2 separate regions of the Homo sapiens genome follow, and region 2 is linked to region 1. Evidence: chromatin contacts called from ENCODE Hi-C or POLR2A ChIA-PET data. All regions are on one chromosome and are shown on one strand. The core of a region is the stretch at or near the end of the contact, and the rest is flanking DNA. Distances in the headings are between cores, read along the strand shown.

The links. A loop is a pair of places that touch in the nucleus more often than their neighbours do. ChIA-PET counts read pairs that join two places held with the same protein, here RNA polymerase II (POLR2A). Pooled maps may share reads with other maps.
Region 2: a map with no recorded cell type shows a loop between it and region 1 (5-fold over the local background). The contact joins two enhancer-like sites. A Hi-C loop is called at or near these places in 2 of 37 single-sample maps with no recorded cell type and 2 of 50 pooled maps. POLR2A ChIA-PET finds 5 or more read pairs at or near these places in 1 of 52 experiments (endothelial cell of umbilical vein).

Annotation. Positions count from the first base shown.
Region 1 is chr1:24,535,319-24,538,018 of GRCh38, forward strand. It overlaps RCAN3 (RCAN family member 3), which reads left to right. Exons shown (of 5, transcript NM_013441.4): 5 at 1-2,700. Among named protein-coding and RNA genes, the nearest start is that of NCMAP-DT, 19 kb to the right of the region's middle. RefSeq lists enhancers at 1-38, 13-664, 665-1,314, 1,141-1,230. Within about 2 kb of position 1,358, at least 14 of the 41 ENCODE cell types and tissues checked have a DNase peak (open chromatin) inside an H3K27ac peak, as active enhancers do.
Region 2 is chr1:25,144,437-25,147,136 of GRCh38, forward strand. No RefSeq gene overlaps it. Among named protein-coding and RNA genes, the nearest start is that of SYF2, 87 kb to the right of the region's middle. RefSeq lists enhancers at 1,810-1,969, 1,980-2,069. Within about 2 kb of position 1,440, at least 3 of the 41 ENCODE cell types and tissues checked have a DNase peak (open chromatin) inside an H3K27ac peak, as active enhancers do.

The DNA.
Region 1 (2,700 bases), core at 108-2,607:
TGGCCATGGCGCTCTGTGCCTGCGGCCGATGCGTTGCTGCGAACAGCATAGGTGAGACTCTGCCGAGTGAGGTATAGGTCTTCTCACCACGCCTGTACTGCAGACACGGTCGTGTAGAGTAGCAGCTGATTTGACCTGTCCCAGATTTTAAGTGATATTCCAAAAGGGACTTTACATTAAAGGAGAAGCCCCCAAGATGTGGCCACCCTTAACCATTTTTAAATAGTAACAAATTAGGAAAACAGCTCCCCTCCCCTCCAGCCATGTAAGTCCTCCTGATTCTGTATCACATGAGACACCAAAAACTGGAAATGTAGTCACACCCAGTACAGTACCATTTTTATGAATTTAAAAATAGTCTTATAATTTTAATTGTTTGTGGGTATTTTTCTACTGGTATAAATAGCTTCTAATTAATAAATCGATCAAAGGTTGTTACTCAGTATACATGAAATTTTTTGCAGGAAAAGAAACCAGAAATACAGAATAATTCATAGAAATCATGGTTCTCAAGTATTTGTTCAATTAGCTTTGGGGAAGAAATGCCAAATCCACTTTGAGGATGAGTCTTACGACACAGATCCACCCACATGTTGCTCTTATCTGGAATTTGGGACAAAGCAATGCACAGGCCCTCATTCCTGATGTGGCGCCCTCCAGACATGGCTGCCCAGGAAGGACGGCCACTTTAGAAGTGGGACGTATCACCAGTAAGCTTGAATGATTAGGATCGCAGGTGGCTACTGCATTCTGCCGTTCGTGACCGTGTTCTAGCCTGTAGACCACCCAGCTACCTTCATTCACCAGTTTTTATCCTTCACCTTTTCCAGTATCTTGTTAACCACTAGTTCTTGAGTTTTTTGGCTATGATGTGTACGTTTATGTATGTCATTCATGGACTTTCAACTAGAAAAGGTAATGATAAGGTTTTCTGAAGACCATTTGTAAATTGTCCATTTAACCATTTTTCAGCTTGCTTTGAAACAAAAGTCACACCTACTATTTTTCTATGAATTAGGGAATGAGGGGGAGATCATTCAGTTTTACTTTTCTTTTTGTTGAAATTTTGTACCCGGATTGCAGTTGGCACTTTTCCTAAAACAGAATTGTTTCCCACTTAGGTGTCAGAATGTACCTTTGAACTTCCCTAAGAAGCAGCAGGATCTTTTTAACTCTCTCTGGTCTGTTTAGACTTTGAAGTCCCTTCTGTAGAAAAGTCTCATAACTGAGAAGGCTCTGTTTTGGGCCGGGTGGGTCTGCTGGCCTCCACTCACTGTGCTGTTTCCTTTGAGTGGCACACTTGGGAAGCTCCGGGGCATGTGAAGGAGCTGCAAACATGAGAACTAATGAACCAAGGCGGCTGCCACCAGGAAGGAACAGAACGCAGGCATTCAACCATGACGTCTGCACAGTGTTAGTAACATGTCATTGTGGTTTCGTTCTCACTGTGGTAAAATTTATTTCTGAGCACTTAAACTGTGTTGCATACCCCTAATTTTTTTTTTTTCTGTATCTTCCTTGCCCTCAAATACCCTGAGGTGATAAACTGTTCCAGTTGTAGCCAACTACCACTGCTAGGCCTCAATGTAAATTCAGTTGAAATTTGCAATTCTATCAGCAATTTAATGTATTGAATTCAGATCATCATTTGTCATTTTAACCGACAACCACCCAATAAATTTACTCTGCAGTTCTGAACTCAGCATTGTGCCCATTTTTTACTGCAAGATGGACCCTGTATGCCAGGAGACATGTATTATCAACAATTGGGAATTTTTTGAATTTCCTTTTAGGTAATATTGATTCACTGTAATTTTCTAAGTGATCAAAACCCATGAGATTTTGTTATTTGGCTTGGCTTTCATTCTCTGCCTGCCCATTAAAGAATATTCTATTCCTAACACATAAAACATTTTACAGTCAAGCAGTGCAAATTACAGTGCTTTTCTATTTTTTTTTTGAGAGCCTTGAATAAATTGAAGAAAACTTTAAACCAAAATTAGAGACGAGTCATTTAAGCTTTTCTGAATGGAAAGTATTAATATTTTCATTTTTCTAGTATAATATAATAAAATGAATTTTTTTAAAAAAGCTACTAAGTACCCATCAACTTTTTCATATTGTGAAATGAACCAGGATCTTAACAGATACTATCATCGCTGTCCTTTTTTGGCTGTTTAATATCTAGTTCATGTAACAAATTTACAAGAGATAAGTCTCATGGTTTTTTTTTTCTTTTAATAGGCTTTTCTGCAATTTTTTTGAAATTGAGTTATTACTTGGATTTAACCCTGATAGGACCAGGTGTGGTGGCTCACACCATAATCCCAGCACTTTGGGAGGCCAAGGTGGGTGGATCCACCTGAGGTCAGGAGTTCAAGACCAGCCTGACCAACATGGTGAAATCCTGTCTCTACTTAAAAAATACAAAATTAGCCTGGCATGGTGGCACATGCCTGTAATCCCAGCTACTTGGGAGGCTGAGGCAGGAGAATTTCCTGAACCGGGAGACGGAGGTTGCGGTGAGCCGAGATCACGCCATCGCACTCCAGCCTCGGCAACAAGAGCGAAACTCCGTCTCAAAAAAAAAAGATTTAACCCTGATTGATAGTATAGTAGCCATGTTTTCTTTAGAAATCATAACCTCTTCATGGGAATCAAACTATGTTGAAAATTGTGAGGAAAGATAATGGTGCTTTG
Region 2 (2,700 bases), core at 190-2,689, 610 kb after region 1:
CTGGGCCTTTGTCCTAGAGAAATGAAAACTCATGTTCACCACACACAAAGCTGTAAAGAATGTTTATAGCAATTTTATTTCTAACAGCCAAAAACTGGAAACAATCCAGATGTCCTTCAACGGGTAAGTGGTGAACAAACTATGGTATGTCCACACCACAGAGCACAACTCAGCCATAGACAGCAACGAACCCTTGCTACGCACAACCTGGATTAATCTTCGGAGAATTATGCTGAATGAAACAACTGAATCCCAAACGGTTGGATACTGCACAATTCCATTTATACAAGCTTCTTGAAATGGCAAAACTAGACATAGAAATGGAAAACAGATTAGGGGTTGCCAGGAGTAAAGGAGGAGTGGGGGCAGAGGGAAGTCAGTGCATGAGGGATCTTTGTGGAGATGAGACTGTTCTGTATCTTGACTGTATCAACGGCAGCATCCTTGTTCTGATGCCTACGATCAAGAGGTAGATAGATAGATGATAGATGATAGATAGATAGATAGATAGATAGATAGATAGATAGATAGATAGATTTTTTTTTTTGAGACAGTCTCACTCTGTCACCCAAGGCTGGAGTGCAGTGGCGCGATATTGGCTCACTGCAACCTCTGCCTCCTGGGTTCAGGTGATTCTCCTGCCTCAGCCTCCCAAGTAGCTGGGATTACAGGTGTGTGCCACCACGCCCAGCTAATTTTTTGTATTTTTTTTTAAGTAGAGATGGGATTTCATCATGTTAGCCAGGATGGTCTCAATCTCCTGACCTTGTGATCCGCCCACCTCAGCCTCCCAAAGTGCTGGGATTGCAGGTGTGAGCTCTCTCTCTCTGTCTCTCTCTCTCTCTCTCTCTCTCTCTATATATATATATATATATCTGTCTCTCTCTATATATATATATATGTGTGTGTGTGTGTGTATATATATATATATACATATATATATGTGTGTGTATACATATATATATGGGATTCACCCACCTCAGCCTCTCAAAGTTCAGGGATTACGGGAGTAAGCCACACCGGCCAGCCAATACCCTACTATAGTTTTGCAAGATGTTACCATTGGTAGAAACGAGGCAAAGAGAACAAAGGATTTTTCTGTATTATTTCTTACAACTACATGTGAATTTACAATTGTTTCAAAATTAGAAGTTTAATTAAAAAGGAAAACCCACCTGAGAGCCCTTTCAAAATACCACTTGCGTTGGGAGACTGGGGTGGGGCCCAGATACGTGGTTTTTTTTTTTTAAGTCTCCCCAAGAGTTGAAAACCACACAATGAAATTATTTCTAAAGCTCCTTCCACTAAAAAGTTGACATTTTTATGTGAAAATATATCAAAATTCGAACGTCTTGTGGATTCAGGCTAGAACTGTTCCCTCCCAGGCTTCCCGGCAGAAGGAGAGAGAAAGGCCCGAGAGACAGAATCAGGATGTGACAGGGGTGGCGCGAGGCGGAGGTGCAGCTCTCTCCTTCACGGTCCAAGGACTTCCAACCGTAGGACTCTTAGTGAAGCATAGCTAATAGCCACAGTGGCCGAGGGTGGGATTAGAACCCACTTTCTGGCTCTGCCTTCCGCAGCTTGGTCAGGGCTCTGGGCAGGACCCCTACGAACACTCCCGCTGTAAGTGTCAGAACAGGTAGAAATGGTTCTAATTATAACCAGTTTTCAAGCATGTGGGTGGAAAGGAATGCCTATTCATGTAAGAGCCGTTCCTGCAGCACAATAACCCCTCACCAAGTGTTCCTGGGCCAGTTTTTGAGAGTGACAAATGGTGCACGCCCAGGCACAGATATCACAAGGGTGAGAAACCCCAAGTTTCTGGAGCGAGAACAATATGACAAAGGTCTTGAGGAGGCAGCGTTTTATGTTACAGGGTAGCTGGGGGTTTTGTTGTCTTTTTTCCTTCCCCCTTCATAATTAGCCAACTCAGCCTCTTCTCCATGCTAAGGAATCACTGAAGACTATGTAAGGGAGAGGAGTCATCAGAGAAGATGCTTTACTGCTCAGGGGCCCCACAGCCTCCCACTCTCTCCCTCCCTTGGCTCTGGCCACCAGACGAGGTTCCTTTTGCCACCCTGAACAGAGAGTGGTGAACTTGTGATCCGGAGCCAGTGAACTTGTGATCCGGAGCCAGTGAACTTGTGATCCGGAGCCAGTTAACTTCACAGCTAATGTGCTGAGCAGCATTCCAGCCAGCGTCTGAAGCCAGAGCAGGGAGGCGGACGGGCCCCAGGAGTTCGAGGTCCGGGAAGCCGAAGCACCACCAAACTGAGCGAGGTTCCAACTCTCCCTCCCAGGAGGTCCGGCTGCCTCCCACCAGCAGCCCAACCACAGGGTCCTGCTCCAGACGTTACTATTTTCTCTTTTTCAGTGTGTCCAGCAGCAACCTCGACTGCCAACAACAACGTGAAAAATAACTGCAGGGCCGGGCGCGGTGGCTCACGCCTGTAATCTCAGCACTTTTGGAGGCCGAGGCAGGCAGATCACCTGAGGTCAAGAGATCGAGACCAGCCTGGCCAATATGGTGAAACCCCGTCTCTACTAAAAATACAAAAATTAGCTGGGCGTGGTGGCACATGTCTGTAATCCCAGCTACTCAGGAGGCTGAGGCAGGGAGAATTGCTTGAACCCGGGAGGCGGAGGTTGCAGTGAGCCAATATCACGTCATTGCACTCCAGCCTGGCGACAGAGCAAGAC